Linked DNA regions of Homo sapiens: region 2 is linked to region 1. A link is an interaction called in ENCODE POLR2A ChIA-PET data of the cell type or tissue named here. Cell type or tissue: HepG2. All regions are shown on one strand. Each heading gives the region's core, and the rest is flanking DNA. Links, peaks and the distances in the headings are about the cores only.

The links. ChIA-PET counts read pairs that join two places held together with the same protein. Peaks named below come from ENCODE experiments on the same cell type or tissue, not always from the same donor. Only the 100,000 strongest peaks of a DNase experiment are listed, where the experiment ranks them.
Region 2: POLR2A ChIA-PET joins it to region 1 with 6 read pairs; 6 of 35 experiments call an interaction of 5 or more read pairs at or near these places.

Annotation. Positions count from the first base shown.
Region 1 is chr15:65,168,861-65,174,231 of GRCh38, forward strand. The region is part of intron 3 of CLPX (caseinolytic mitochondrial matrix peptidase chaperone subunit X); the gene reads right to left. Among named protein-coding and RNA genes, the nearest start is that of CLPX, 14 kb to the right of the region's middle. In HepG2, for the core only: no CTCF peak of the experiment used is centred there; DNase peaks (open chromatin) are centred at 2,791 and 5,031.
Region 2 is chr15:65,093,706-65,099,076 of GRCh38, forward strand. It overlaps UBAP1L (ubiquitin associated protein 1 like), which reads right to left. Exons shown (of 6, transcript NM_001163692.2): 5 at 770-871. Among named protein-coding and RNA genes, the nearest start is that of UBAP1L, 19 kb to the right of the region's middle. RefSeq lists an enhancer at 336-837. In HepG2, for the core only: no CTCF peak of the experiment used is centred there; no DNase peak of the experiment used is centred there.

The sequences.
Region 1 (5,371 bases), core at 152-5,151:
TCTTTTTTTTTTTTGAGACAGGGTATCGCTCTGTTGCCCAGGCTGAAGTGCAGTGGCGTGATCACTACTCACTGCAGTCTTGACCTCCTAAGCTCAAGCAATCCTCCCACCTCAGCCTCCCTGAGTATCCAGGACTACAGGCACACGCCACCACGCCTGCCTACTTTTTTTTTTTTTTTTTGAGATGGAGTCTTGCTCTGTCGCCCAGGCTGGAGTGCAGTGGTACAATCTCGCCTCACTGCAAGCTCCACCTCCCAGGTTCACGCCATTCTCCTGCCTTAGCCTCCCGAGTAGCTGGGACTACAGGCGCCTCTCGATCTCCTGACCTCGTGATCTGCCCGCCTCGGCCTCCCAAAGTGCTGGGATTACAGGCATGAGCCACTGCGCCCGGCCGATGCCTGCCTACTTTTAAAAATCTTCTGTAGAGACAGGGTCTCATGATGTTGCCCAGGCGGGTCTCAAACTCCTGGACTCGAGTAACCCTCCCACCTTGGCCTCCGAAAGTGCTTGGGATTACAGGCGTGACCCACTGAGGCCAGCCTACTCTTTCTTTTCAAAACATGGTTATAGGATGTTGGCGGGGCACAGTGGCTCACACCTGTAAACCCAGCACTTTGGAAGGCCAAGACGGGTGGATCACTTGAGCTTAGGAGTTCAAGACCAGCCTGGCCAACATGGTGAAACCCTGTCTCTACTAAAAATACAAAAACTAGCCGGGCATGGTAACTACCTGTAAACCCAGCTACTCAGCAGGCTGAGGCAGGAGAACTGCTTGAACCTGGGAGGCAGAGGTTGCAGTGAGCCGAGATGGTGCCCATCGTGCCCTCTTATTATAAACAAAACAAATAAACATAAAACAACACATGGTTATAGGATGTAGATATATGGATATATTTACTTTTTTTTTTTTTTGAGACAGAGTTTCGCTCTTGTTGCCCAGACTAGTGTGCAATGGTGCAATCTCGGCTTACTGCAACCTTCGCCTCGCCTCCAGGGTTCAAGCAATTCTCTTGCCTCAGCCTCCGAAGTAGCTGGGATTACAGGCATGTGTCACCACGCCCGGCTAATTTTGTATTTTTTAGTAGAGATGGGGTTTGACCATGTTGGTCAGGCTGGTCTCAAATTCCTGACCTCAGGTGATCCGCCTGCCTCAGCCTCCCAAAGTGCTGGGATTACAGGCATGAGCCACCGCACCCAGCGACTTTTTTTTTAAGAGCTGCTGTCTTGCTATGTTGTCCAGGCTAGCCTCAAATTTCTGTTCTCAAGGGATCCTCCCACCTCCCAAGTAGCTGGGTTTGGACATACATGCTTAACTCAGCCTAACCCTACTAATGGTAACCGGGGACCTCAGAAAGCAATTTGGTAGAGAATCTCTTATAGGTACAGGTGGCAAATACAAAGCTAGTATGTCTAAGTAATACATTTTTGTGTAACCCAACTAGAAAGAGAGAACTGCAGAGAAAAAAAAAAATTCATGGAATTTTTTTTCCTTTGGGAAAATTTTAAATATAAATATCTATCCACAGATTATAGGGAACACTGCACTAGCAAGCACACCTACGTCTTTACAAACTAATCTAAATGAAAAAAGTAGACAATTCCATATTAAAAAAACAACTTTAGGCTGAGCGGGGTGGCTCAGGCCTGTAATCCCAGCACTTTGGGAGGCCGAGGCGGGTGGATCACCTGAGGTCAGGAGTTTGAGACCACCCTGGCCAACATGGCGAAACCCTGTCTTTACTAAAAATACAAAAATTAGCCAGGTGTGGTGGCGGGTGCCTGTAATCCCAGCTACCTGAGAGGCTGAGGCAGGAGAATCCCTTGATGGTTACCTGGGAGGCGGAGGTTGCAGTGAGCCAAGACCACGTCACTATACTCCAGCCTAGGCAACAGAACTCTGTCTCAAAAACAAACAAAACCACTTCATTATCAATTCAATCAATTCTTGTGTTTCTGTTCTTCTTTTTTTTTTTTTTTTTTGAGACGGAGTCTCATTCTGTCACCCAGACTGGAGTGCAGTGGCACGATCTGGGCTCACTGCAACCTCCGCCTCCTGGGTCCAAGCAATTCTCCTGCCTCAGCCTCTGGAGTAGCTGGGACTACAGGTGCATGCCACCACACCCAGCTCATTTTTGTACTTTTAGTAGAGATGGGGTTTCACCATGTTGGCCAGGATGGTCTCGATCTTCTGACCTCATGAAACACCCACCTCAGCCTCCCAAAGTGCTGGGATTACAGGCATGAGCCACTGCGCCCAGCCATGTTTCTGTTCTTAAACACAAGACTAATTAAAAACACATTCTGGGCCGGCCAAGGTGGCTAACGCCTGTAATCCTAGCACTCTGGGAGGCTGAGGCAGGTGGATCACTTAAGGTCAGGAGTTCAAGACCAGCCTAGCCAACATAGTGAAACCCTGTCATTACTAAAAATATACAAATTATCCGGGCGTGTTGTCTTGTGCCTGTAATCCTAGCAACTGGGGAGGCTGAGGCACGAGAATTGCTTGAACCTGGAAAGCAGAGGTTGTAGTGAGCTGGGATCACACCACTGCACTTCAGCCTGGGCAATAGAGCGAGACTCAGTCTCAAAAAAAAAAAAAACATTTCGGATAAATTCTATTAGCAAATTTTAAGGAATAAGCGGTTTCATCCATGTTTCCTATTTGCTGATCACGTATAAATGCTTAAAGAAAAAGATCAAGCTATTTGAAGCATCTGTGACTAACACAAGCCTAAGTAAATAATCACCACTTCCCATCAATGGGAAAGATAGTTACTGCCTTTATAATGATGAGGCACTAGTTTACAATTGTTACTGATGGTAAACAGGGCAAGGATTAAAGGGCAGAGAAGCCGCTGATCTAGTTCAGGCAGTGTGACAGGAAAATCTGGCCTGAGAGCACAAGTACAAAATATTTCTCTAAGGAAATTAGATCAAAAGGAAAATGATTAAACACCAACAAATCACATCCCTCTTTGCTTATTGTTGAAAGGTTGCTTAAATTTGACTTGAATATTTGCAACACAATTTTACACTGACATATTTTCAACATATCCCTAAATTCAAGGATTCAATGTTATTTATCAAAATGCTATTTTGGGAAAAAAAAATACAAGCATTGCAATGCACTTTTTTGTTTTGTTTTGTTTTTTGAGACAGAGTTTCACTCTTGTTGCCCAGGCTGGAGTGCAATGGCGCGATCTCAGCTCACCGCAACCTCCGCCTCCCGAGTAGCTGGGATTACAAGCATGCGCCACCACACCCAGCTAATTTTGTATTTTTAGTAGAGATGGGGTTTCTCCATGTTGGTCAGGCTGGTCTCAAACTCCCAACCTCAGGTGATCCACCCGCCTTGGCCTTCCAAACGGCTGGCATTACAGGCATGAACCACCATGCCTGGCCAATGCATTTTTACTCCAAAAACAAGGGGCAAAAATCTAATTTTGTTAAGTTACCAGGAGATAAATTCTTTCCTTTAAACAGCTACTACAAGTATCCTATATTTCTTTACATAAAATGTTGTTGGTTTGGGAGGCTGAGGTGGGCGGATCACAAGGTCAGGAGTTCAAGACCAGCTTGGCCAAGATGGTGAAACCCCCATCTCTACTAAAAATACAAAAAAATTAGCCGGGCATGTTGGCAGGCGCCTGTAATCCCAGCTACTCAGGAGCCTGAGGCTGAGAACTGCTTGAATCCGAGAGGTGGAGGTTGCAGTGAGCCTCGATCACACCACTGCACTCCAGTCTGGGCAATAAGAGCGAAACTCCGTCTGGGGGGAAAGAAAAAGAAAGACAAAGGATTTAAATTGACACTTCTCCAAAGAAGACAGACAAATGGCCAATAAACCTAAGAAAAGATTAACATCATTAGTCATTAGGGAAATGCAAATCAAAACCACAGTGAGTCCCAGGAGGTAGCACAAAAATCCCAGCACTTTGGGAAGCCAAGGCAGGAGGATCACTTGAGCCCAAGAGTTCGGGACCAGCCTGGGCAACATAAATGAGACCCTGTCTCTAGGGTGGCATTTGCCTGTAGTCTCAGCTATTCAGGATGCTGAGGTGGGAGGACAACTTGAACCCAGGAAGGTGAGGCTACTGTCAGCTATGATTGCGCCACTGCATCGTAGCCTGGGCGACAGAGCAAGACCCTGTTTCTAAAAACAAAATAAAACCAAAAGAAGCCCATGATGAGATACCACTTCATATCCACTATGAATAAAGAAAGACAGGCTGGGCGCAGTGGCTCATGCCTGTAATCCCAGCATTCTGGGAGCCCGAGGCAGGAGGATCACCTGAGGTCAGGAGTTCGAGATCAGCCTGACCAACATAGTGAAATCTTGTCTCTACTAAAAATACAAAAATCAGCTGGGTGTGGTGGTGGGCACCTATAATCCCAGCTACTTGGGAGGCTGAGACAGAATTGCTTGAATCTGGGAGGTGGAGGTTGCAGTGAGCCGAGATAGTGCCACCGCACTCCAACCTGGTGACAGAGTGAGACTCTGTCTCAAAAAAAAAAAAAAAAAAAAAAGAAGACAGACAGACAAGTGGTAAAAAGGATGTGGAGAAACTGGAACCCTCATATTGCTGGTCAGATTGTAAAATGGTACAGCTGCTATGGAAAACAGTTTAGCAATTCTGTAGAAACTAAACAGAGTTACCACATGACCCAGCAATTCCACTCCTAAACATATACCCAAGAGAGTTAGAAACATATGTCCACACAAAAACTTGTACACAGATGTTCACGGGAGCATTATTCAGAACAGCCAACAAGTAGAAACAATGTAAATGTCCACCACCTGATGAATGTCTAAACAATGAAATATTATTCAGCCATAAAAAGCAATGAAATACTGATATATGCTGCAAACTGGATAAACTTTAAAAACATGCTAAAGAAAATAAGGCTGGTATGAAATGCCACATATCGTATAATTCCATTGTATGAGATACCCAGAATAGACAAACCCATTGATAGAGAAAGTAGTTAATAGTTAACAGGGCTAGGAGGGGAGGAGGGTGGAGAGTGACTAAGGGCTATGGAGTTTCTTTCTGGGGTGATGAAAAATGTTCTGGAATTAGATAGTGGAGATGATCATTCAACTTGGTAAATATCTTTTTTTTCTTTTGAGATGAGACAAAGTCTCGCTCTGTCGCCCAGGCTGGAGTGCAGTGGTGCGATCTGGCTCACTGTAGCCTCTGCCTCCTGGGTTCAAGAGATTCTCCTGCTTCAGCCTCCTGAGTAGTTGGGACTACAGGCGTGCCCCACCACACAGGCGAATTTTTTGTATTTTTATTAGAGACGGGGTTTCACCGTGTTAGCCAGGATGGTCTCGATCTCCTGACCTCGTGATCCACCCACCTTGGCCTCC
Region 2 (5,371 bases), core at 287-5,286, 75 kb before region 1:
CCTTCAGCCTCTGTGAAGAGCTGCTCTGCCATGGGGCACTTAGAAGTGACTACTGGGGCCGGGTGCGGTGGCTCACGCCTGTAATCCCAGCACTTTGGGAGGCCGAGGCGGGCGGATCACTTGAGATCAGGCATTCGAGACCAGCCTGGTCAACATGGTGAAACTCCGTCTCTACTGAAAATACAAAAAAAATTAGCAGGGTGTGGTGGCAGGCGCCTGTAATCCCAGCTACTTGGGAGACCGAGGCGGGAGAATTGCTTGAACCTCGGGGGCAGAGGTTGCAGTGAGCCAAGATCGTGCCATTGCACTCCAGCCTGGGCAATAGAGTGAGACTCAGTCTCAGAAAACAAGATGTGACTATTGGGCCTACAGCTGCATGCACTTGGGGTAGGCGGCACGCTCCCCAAGTAGAAAGGTCATGCATCTTTGTGCTGCCCATGGCTCCTATCTGAGTGTCCGACAAAGAGTGGCCATTCAGTCACAGAGGCTGTGTTGATTAAGTCTAATAAAGCAAAACCCCTGCTGCTCTCTGCCTCCTGTCCCCGTCCCACCTCTTCCTGATCTCCCTCTGTGCCTCTCACCTTTGTCCCTGCTGTAGCTCCCTGGGCCATCTCCTCCTCAGAGCTGAGGAGTCAGGCAATCTCCCGACAGACCCACAGGCTGGACCCACAGACTGGCTCTGAGGACTGGTGTGGCCCTGCACACCGGGCTCCTGGGTACACCCCCATCCCTTCCATCCCCTGGGGCCCTGGCAGGAAGCCCTGCTGACCTGGCTCTCGGAGAACTGGAACATCTCCATGGCCTCATCCACCAGGCCTTCCTCATATCCCTGACGTAACAGGCGGTCACAGGCACTGAGGTAGCTGAGAAACTGGGCCGGAAGCGGGCAGAGAGGGAGGGAGGGTAAGAGGAGCAGCCGGGGCAGCAGACAGGGCAGAGAGGCACTCCAAGGGCCTGAGCTGAGGGCCAGGCAACAGGGCAAGCCACCACCTGCAGCGTGGCCCCAGAGAGCCCGTGAACCCACAGAAGGGGGATAGAGGCTTTCTCTGAGTGCCTGGCGATAGGCAGACAATGGGTCTTCACCAACTATGCCAAGCTGGGGGCTGGACTCCAGGAAAAGGGCTGTCAGGGTGGGCTAGGGTGTTCATAGAACCTAGGTGGGGAGCAGGACAGGCTTCAAACACAGACATCCCACCTACCACCCAACGCAATTCAACATTCATGCACCACCCACCCCTGTCTGGGAGCACCCATTCGTGTGAAGGTGCCTCCTCATCCGTCCACACCTGTGCACCCCTACTGTGCCCCCAGATGCATCTCTCTCATCCAGGACTCCTGAGCCACTACTATGCAACTCCTGCACCAGTGCTGGAGAAGGGGTGTGGGGTAGGCAAAGAGGAGGATTCCACAGGCAGGAAAAACTGTTCAGGTCACCCCACGGTTACGTCATCAGGGGCCCAGGATAAAATGCTGGCTCCTTACCAGGCAGGGCTCAAAGGCCTGCTCCCTGTCTATGGCCTTGGCCCCTCCCTCACCCTCCAGGTCTCTGCAGATGCAGCTCCCTCAGCCAAGGCTGGCCTCCTTCCCTGTCCCTGGGAAGCTTCCTGCCCCCTCTATCTTCCTGGGTGCCGTCCCTTGTGCCCCCATAGCACCCTATGCTTCCCTGTTACAGCACATATAACTTTGTAATTGCTTCACTCAATCTTTCTCATCCACGAAGTTTTTGCTCCATGAGGGAGGGGCTGTGTCAGTCTCATTCACCACAGTGTCCCCATCATCCAGCATGGTGGCAGAAGGAGCTCAATAAATGTGTGCTGTGTTTATAAAATGAATGAAGACCTGCCTTCAAGGAACTCACAGCTTAGTGGGGGAGATAAACCAGATACAGGACCACATCAGTGCCAGGCAAATCAAAGCAGGATTTATGGGGTGTAGGTGCCAAATGAAGGCTCCAGACTACAGGAATTATGAGTATATGTGGAGAAGGGAGAGTGGGGTTTCCGTAGACCTTCAGAGCTGGGATGAAAGTGCACATCATCTAGACTAACAGTTGTCAAATTGTTTTTGGCTCCTGAAGTGTTTGTCTTAGCACAAGGAGGCTTCAGCAATAACAGGCTAAGATTAGAGCTGCTCTGGGAGAACCAGGGCCAGGGGCATGGGGGCCCGGAGTCCAGTGCTCCTGGCCGAGGTACTGCCCAGTACAGCTAGACCTGCTCTGAGCACGTTTTGAAAACCAGGCACCCATGCCCTCCTTCCACAGTTGAGGAAACTGAGGTTCAGGCAAGGCAGGTGCCTTGTCCGGGGTCCCAGGACTAGGTCCCCGATTATGTAACCTGTCATTTAATGCCTTGTCCATCAGAGGGATCAGCTGCTAGAGGACGGGCTTTTAGCTGTCTTGGTGGATGACAGGGTTTCCAAAGGTGAAAGCTTCACCTTCAGAAGGAGGGCGGGCAAGGATGGATGGTGGACGCTGCCTCCACCTTTTGGCTCATCCATAGCAATGGTTCTCAGTCTCAGTGCTTATTGCAACCACCTGAGGAACTTTAAACATTACTGCTGTCTGGGCCTCACCTTCAGAGGTTACGATATAATTGGTCTGGGGTGTAGCCTGAGCATTGGAATTTTTCCCTATAGCCCTCCAGGTGATTCTAATGTGCACCCAAGACTAAGAATCAGTGAATGGGGACAGCTGACCTTGATCTATACTATGCCACAGTGAATATCAGACCCATCTGCAAATTTTCTAAAATTAAAGGCCCCTGGGTCCACCCCAGATCCACTGACTGGGGCCCTGCAGGATAAGCCCTGAGAGTCTGCATTTGCAAAGGTTCTGCTGCTTGGTTAGCTTTTGGGCCTGCAGGACTGTAGAAGCTATCAGGCTTGCCTCAGGCCCCCAGGTGGGTGAGGATGTCACCTTAAGGCCACCGGAGGGGGCCCCCGGAAGTCACTGGTTCCAAACACGTATTCCTCCTCCACCCTGTGAACTGGGAAACTGAGGCTAAAAGAGGGGGCCTGGCCTGTGGACCCTCACACATGGCACCCATGCCTGTCCTGCAGGGAGGCAGTGTGGGCACATCAAGCCTTGTGGAAGGAAAGGAGTGCTGCACAATTTCTTTTGTATCTTCTTCTCTCCCTGACTCTTCTAGCTGCTCTGTCTCTATCACCTGATGCCCTTCCTCCTGGGCCATCTGTCATTTATCTTGGCCAAAAAGGATTTACTGCAATATGCGGCTTTCAGTGGGAGAAGGAATCTGAACCCAAAGGGCTTGTTCAGTTACCAGGACTTCACAGAACAGACAGAAATACTAACTTGGTGGGGGAGGATAGATGAAGTCATCCAAAGGCCCCTCAGACCCACCCCGTGGGGCCTGGCTCCTGACTGCCCACCAGGGAAGGCCACCCAGAGATCCAGGGGGCCAGGCAGGTGGCCAGTCTATATCTGGAAACACAATGTTCCCAATGCAGTGAAATCCTTCCTGCTCACCCACTGGGAGGCCAGGGCCCCAGGCTGGCTCTGACTCATCTTCAGACCCCCAGAGTGATGGCCTGAGACCTCAGCCTTACCACAGGGCCTGAAGGGACTGGGGAGGCATGTCAGAGCCCCACTGTGCACCTGGCCCCTCACAGCCCTCCTGACCAGCTTTTTGGCCAGGACTCTGGCTTTTCAGTATCATCCGAAGGTAGGCGTGACTTTAGATCTGCTCTTAAATCTCAGATCAGCCTGTGGTGCTGTCCTGGGAGGTTCTCACACAGAAAATGAGATAAAAGACATCGTGCGACCAAGATGCAGAGTCAGACCAGCTGGCCTCAACCCCAGTGCTGCCATTGACTGGCTGTATGAACTTCCCTGGCCTCAGTTTCCTCATCTGCAAAGTGGTCATAATGTAATAGCAACCTTGCAGAATTGAGACCTAACTGAATACCCTCAGAGAGAGAGATTCATGCAAGAAAATGTTCAATAAATGTTAGCACCCCTCCCTGCCATTTTAGCCACATGGGGGTCACTATGTTGGAAATTCTCCTCCAGGACAGGGCATGAACTGATGAACCCAGAGTAGAGTAGAAGCAGGAGTGGGTGGGCAAGGGGACCAGGTGCATTTGCCCAGCCCCACCCCGGCTCCTGTTTGAAAGTCACTTCCCTTCTGCCATTCCCTCTGGCAGAAGCAGGCAGCTCTGGACCGCAGGGACCCAACATTCAGTACTCATCAGTGATGATGGAGGTGTCCAAGCCTTCTGATGGTGGTGGGGCAGGAACGGGAGAAAAATGAAAAGTGCCAACTACCCTGGGGCCAGCCATCAAACCATGAAGAGTCCCGATGTTTAGAAAACCACGCAACGAAGGATGTTACTTTCAGGTGGGGACATGGGGGTGTAGGCAATGGCATTCAATGTTACCTCCTGACCCTACTTACAATCCTTCCGTGCCTCCTTTTGCCTATTGGGTCATTTATCAAATTCTCAGGCCAGCCTTCAAGACCCCTAAATCTACCCCCAATTCTCTTTTTCTCATCTCCTACCAGCCTGCCTCATGCACCCTCTCCTCAACAAGACTGGTCAGATCAGGGCCTCCCAAACACTTCCTTCCCACCTCCACTCCTTTATTCACACTGTCCTTCCCTCCTGGAATATCACCCCTTCTCCTTCCTTCAGCATCAGATCTTATCCATCCTTGAAGTCCTGCTCAATGCTTGGTATCTCCATGAAGCCTTTCTTGATCACTGGAACCTTCTTGTGGTAGACTGAGAATGATCATAAAATTTTTTGCACCCTCTCCCACCAAGAGGTGGAATCTGTTTTTCCCCTGTGTAAGCCTGGAGGGGTCAACAACATGCTTTGACCAATAGAATGAGGTGGAAGTGACTATGTACAATTTCAGCCAAGGCCTCAAGAGGCCTCAAGAGGCCTTACTCTTGGAACCAAGTAGGGTGGCTTGCTGGAGATATGTGGCCCAGCTGACAAGTATCACCACCCACTGTACAGTGAATGAGGCCATCTTAGATCATTCAGCCCCAAGTAAGTCACCAAACTGTAGCCACATGAGACTGCAGGTGAGATGAGCAGAAGAACCCCCTAGCTGAGTCCACCTTAAAACTGCCAATCCAGAGAATCATAAGCAAATAAATGGTTGTCTCATGCCACTAAGTTTCGGGGTAGTTTGTTACACAGAAAGAGATGACAGAAACACCCCTATAACACTCATACCACTTCTTCTCCCAGGTATCTTGCCACTAGCACCTCTTTTTGGGCACTTTGGGGGCCCTCACTCCTCTGCAGGTGCTCTTACATTCTTGGCTTGTATCAGGGGTCAAGACCTGCTTCCAAATAGTAGCGTGGCTCAGAGTGCTGTCCTTGGAGTGTCATCATGAGTCTC